Regions from separate parts of the Homo sapiens genome. Here region 1 is linked to region 2. A link is a loop called in an ENCODE intact Hi-C map of the cell type or tissue named here. Cell type or tissue: CD4-positive, alpha-beta T cell. All regions are shown on one strand.

What was found. A loop is a pair of places that touch in the nucleus more often than their neighbours do. Peaks named below come from ENCODE experiments on the same cell type or tissue, not always from the same donor. Only the 100,000 strongest peaks of a DNase experiment are listed, where the experiment ranks them.
Region 1: it touches region 2 in a loop (6-fold over the local background); 9 of 110 quality-filtered maps call a loop at or near these places.

What each region holds. Positions count from the first base shown.
Region 1 is chr10:6,171,843-6,174,342 of GRCh38, forward strand. It overlaps a transcript of PFKFB3 not described here. Among named protein-coding and RNA genes, the nearest start is that of MIR3155B, 21 kb to the left of the region's middle. RefSeq lists an enhancer at 1,568-1,617. In CD4-positive, alpha-beta T cell, a CTCF peak has its summit at 1,453; DNase peaks (open chromatin) are centred at 219 and 1,529; H3K27ac peaks cover 157 bases.
Region 2 is chr10:6,405,210-6,407,709 of GRCh38, forward strand. All of the region lies in intron 1 of LOC124902370 (a long non-coding RNA gene), which reads right to left. It also overlaps a transcript of PRKCQ not described here. Among named protein-coding and RNA genes, the nearest start is that of LINC02656, 56 kb to the left of the region's middle. In CD4-positive, alpha-beta T cell, CTCF peaks have their summits at 1,223 and 1,426; a DNase peak (open chromatin) is centred at 1,202; H3K4me3 peaks cover 353 bases.

The sequences.
Region 1 (2,500 bases), 230 kb before region 2:
ACGATGAGAGTGGGGAGGGAGCCCGCGCTTCTCAAGCTCAAATGCCTAGGAGTCCTTTGGAGATGGCGTTCAGATGCAGATTCTTGTTCCATAGATCTGGCTGGAGCCCAAAGTTCTGCAGCTGGCGGGCTGATTCAGAAAACATGAGTTGGTGCTTTTCCTCTTTTTGCCGCCGTACTCCATTGAGAGTCTTAGTCATGGAGGGAAACCCGAAAACCACCGGTGTCCGGGACAGATACTCTGACGCATTCTCCCGGAACACCCTGGGGACTGCGAGAAAGCCCCTGCTGGCTCACTCGTTTGCTGGGATCAGTTCCCATCAGGCATGCGGCTGTGCTTCTTGGTATCGATTTGCTTCTTGGTCCCATGGCTTCTGCAGCCCACGTCGGGAGGGCAAGGTGTGGTGCAGCCTGAGAGAAGCATGCTCCTTTGCAGGAAGGAGAGGGAGGCGCACAGGCGGGCCTTTTGGAGCAGAGGAGGCAGAGGAGTCCAAGCTGGGTGCAGTTCCTCTGCTGCAGCCCTGAGCTGGGCAGACAGGACACTTCGCTGGCCTTTCCTGGCCTCATACTTGTCACTCGGTGACACTGCGACCAGTGTGAGCAAACGTTCAGAAAGCACATTTAAACACTGTTACTTAAAATTGCAACTTCACAGGGCCAGTATTCTTTTTACCATGTTCCAAATGAGGAAACCGGGGTGCTGAATGATTAAGTGACTTATCCAAGACCACAGGGCTTGCAAATGGCAAGTGGGAGGATTGTTTGAGCCCAGGAATCTGAGACCAGCCTGAGCAACATGATGAGACCCCATCTCTACAAAAAATTAAAACATTAGCTGGGTGTGGTGGCGCATACCTGTGGTTCCAGCTACTTGGGAGGCTCAGGCAGGAGGATTGCTTGAGCCCAGTAGGTCGAGGCTGCAGTGAGCTGTGATTGTGCCACTGCACTCCAGCCTGGGCCACAGAACAAGACTTCATCTCAGAAAAAAAAAAAAAAGTTCACCCAAGGCAGACAACTTGTCCAGGGAGGGCAGAGCTAGATGTTCCTGTGACTGCAGTGCTGGGGCGCATCTGTCCTCTGTCCTGAAAGCAGGCCGCTCCATGCTCATCTCCCACACCTTCACCTCCTGTTAGGCCAGCGTCCACTGCAGTGGCCCAGCTCTTCCCAGCATCCCCTTACACAGGATCTGTGTTCCCTTCATGGTTTGGCCTGCATGTCCTTCAACCTGGGACGTCCACTCTCTCTCAGTTCTGTCCTCATTGTGCCCTACTTGTCTACTTCGGGAACTCTCCTTCACCACTCACCTCACACCCTTCCTCCAGGAAGCCCTCCCTGACTTTCTAGGCAGAGTTGGAGCCCTCACCCTGGGCATTTCCACAGCAGAAACTGTCCCACCACAGCCGTTGCTGGTGGTCATGTTTGTGTTTGCCAGCAGCCCACAAGAGGTCGAGGCGCAACCTGTAGTCCTCAGCTGCTGGGGCCGGGCAGTGGTGTGCTTTCAGCCTGGAGGGGGCGCTCAGGAAGAGGTTGTCCACTTGTGTGCAGCTTTTATGTGTCCTGTGCATATGGTTACAGCACCGCTTCCTGTGAAGGAGTTGAGCTAGGGGTTGTGCTGAATGCAGAGAACAAGATACAAACTTAAAGAGGCCTAGGGTGTGGCGGGAAACACACACCCCTTCCCCCACCTATATATGCTCACGTGAAAAGGTGCAGACAAGTATTTGAGGTAGTGCAGAAAATAAATGCTTGGAGAACAGCAAGGGAGGGATGTTAGTAGACACAGAGGGAATAGACAGAGGCAAAGGGGGTTTCTGGGTCTCCAGAGATCTGGGGGGCTAGGTGCAGGAAGGCTTTTTTTGGGAGAGAAGCAGATCAGCTGCGGGGGTGCAGAGAGAGGGAGGGGAAAGGTTGCTTGAGGCCTCATTGTAGAGGACCTTCCGTGAAGCCTAAGGAGGTTGAACTTGGTCTTAGTGGCAGTCGGGAGCCAGTGATTGTTTCTGAGCAGGGGAAGAAAACCAAAGTACTGTCTTAGGAAGATGAGTCCCTGTCAGCGGAATGCGCAGTGGACGCAAACGGGAGGCGGGGAGGAAGAGATGGGGAGTGAGGGCCTGTGGTCCAGGTGCGGCATTTAGAATTTAATCCGCACAGATAGTAGGCACGGAAAGAACATAGATGATGTGTGCGGGAGTTGAGATTTGGGGATTGACCAGGTGTGGGGATTGGAGCGGCTTGAAGAGGCAAGTTCCAGTAGAAGGAGTCATTAGTCCTTACACGGTGCTCCTTACTCCAAAGCCTGTATTTTTTCTGCTGACTTCTCTGAGCCTTAGTCTCCTCTTCTGTAAAGTAACGGGCTTGGATCTCTTGTTATTTGTTCTGGACTCCTGGCACAGATCTGCTGGTTCCTTCATGCCAATGACCCAGGCCTGTTTACCAGGAGAAGCAGACATCGTGACCTTTCCCGTCCAGCCTTACAGCCTAGTTTATCAATCCAGGACAGGGGT
Region 2 (2,500 bases):
TGAGCTAAAGCAATCTGCCCATCTCAGCCTCCCAGAGTGTTGGGATTACAGGCGTGAGCCACCGCGCCCGGTCAGATTCTGTTTTTCATAGTGAGAGCTTCACAACAAACAGATGTGTTTCCTTGGGAAGCAGTGTTCCTTCAGGCAGATCTGTGCACTGGGCAGCTCTCCGTTTGCCGTCCTCTCATCTTGACTTTCGTGAACTCTCTCCTTTTGCGTCCTGGACCCCACCCAGGGAACTGCTCACTGCCTTGCTGGCAGGTTTGCAAATCACCCATGACAATAACTTACGTGTTTATTACCCAGTGCTATTGGCATTTTCACTGGGGAACTCCAGCGCCCCGCAAGTCTTTCTGACCTCAAGAATAAGGTTTTTAATAGCCAAGTGTTAAGTGTGGTGGAATGGGAAGGTGGATATTTTGGAAGAGGGAATTTGCCTTGCGTCTTCCCAACTATGCCCAAGAGCCCACTAGATGGCTCAAGTTCTTTATCCTGCTCTTTGCAAATGGACTGTCGCATGATTCTAGGTCTAGAGGAAGCTGATTGCTGCTACTGGAAGGGTCAGGCTTTGAAGGACAAGTGCGGGAGTGCTGGCTACTTTATGGTACTCTATGACTGGTGCACCCATGTGCCCATGGGGAGCAATGACAGCTCCAAAATCTCACAGGTTGGCACCTGTTACCAATGTTGTCCCATTTCCATGCAGCTGGGAGACCCTCAGTGGGAATGATGATTTCTTCTTGGTATAACCTCAAGTCAGGCATGTTGCTACCAAGAGCTCGCACATTCAGAGGGCCCATCCTGGAGGACATTTGGGCCATTTGTTTTGGGCCTTTGTTGCAACTAACACTTTTCATATTTTACCAACATGGAGAAAGAGCATTATGATAATAATGCCCTTTGGAATTGAGATTAGATTATAAGGAGTGAAATCTAAAGCATTGTGTGAATTTAAAATATACAACATTTTAGAAAAATCCTTGGGTTAGAATTAACTTATGTTAGAAACTGGAGATGCCTTAGAGTGCCTATATCATCCTAAAATTGTTCTTTTTAAAATTCAGAACTGTGTTCCAGACAGTTTCTAACACCAAATAATCAAACTACTTTTTTTTTTTTTTCATGACTAAAGTAGGAAAAATTTGCACAATGGGGCCCGTGTTCTTTTGAGCTCTAACCTGTGGTTCCAGAATTCGGCTGTAAAATAATGTTTGCTGAAGTCGCTCCCCAGTGGCTAAAATTGTGATTGCAGATTATACCAATGCAGAATTTGTTGTATGGTACTGAGTAATTTTTAATTACAATTTTAAATTACTTTCCCAGTTTATTTTAATGTTTCAATAAAGTTTTTTTGAAAAAGGAAAAAGAGAGTCACTTTCTAGTCAATGTGTTATGTTTAACCAGAAGGCTATTATAATTTTTATAGACACAAAACAGTTCTGAATAATGCCATGAAACGAATATGTCTTTGTGCAGATCTTATGATAATATGTTCATTCTGGAGTAAGATGTGCCGCCTGAGGCACTGAGGGAATGGCTCACCGTCATTACCATGGGTACTCACTCACCACTGTCAAAACCAACAAGGAAGCAGAGTTTCAGCCACTTTTAAACGATACTTTTCAGCTACAAGATGCAAATGTTTGGTTGATCTAGTGTAAGATTAATTAGAATGTCTCATATGAGTACAGAAACATGCATTTTCAGTATGATGATTTAAGCACAGCTAATAAAGTTGAAATGAACGAATGCACTTCGAATATGCAAAATATACCATCCTTTGTATTTCCTCGGGGGTAAAGCCCTTTGAAAAGATCAATGAGTGAAGTTTAAAAACCACAGGCATCATTTTTCTAATTTCACAAACCCAAAAAGAGCTATGGGTTCTAACAGATCACTCTAAAGAATTTGGTAATTCATCTATCCAACTTTCACTCTGCAAATGTTCAGCTCTGTTGCGGGCTGGAGACATGAGACAGAGAAGATGCAATCCCATGCCGGCTGAGCTTGCAGGTAAGCGAGCACCCAGTCCTGAATGCAGTGGGCGTGCATGGTGCCGGGGTGTGGGGGGTGTGAGGGGATGAGTGGGGGCATAAGAGGCATCTGGAGGGGGCAATATTGGAGCAGAAATCAGGAGGAGGCGTTCAAGTGAGGGGGAATGACTTCCAGGCAGCAGCTTGTGTCGGGCCCAGAAGCAAGCATGTGGTGTGCTTGGAAAGCTACATGTGTGCGCATGCATGCATGTGTGGTGTACATGTTCAGTGTGTGTGTGTGTGTGTGTGTGTATGGTGTGTATGTATGGTGTTTGTGTCATGTGTATGGTGTGTTCATGTGTGTGTATGGCATGTGTGTATGGCGTGTGAATGTGTGATTGTGTGTGGTATGTGCATGGGACATGCACATCTGTGGTGTTCGCATATATGATGTGTGTATATGGGTTGCATGTGAATGAATGTGTGTGGTATGTGCATGTGACGTGTACATACATGGTGTGTGTGGT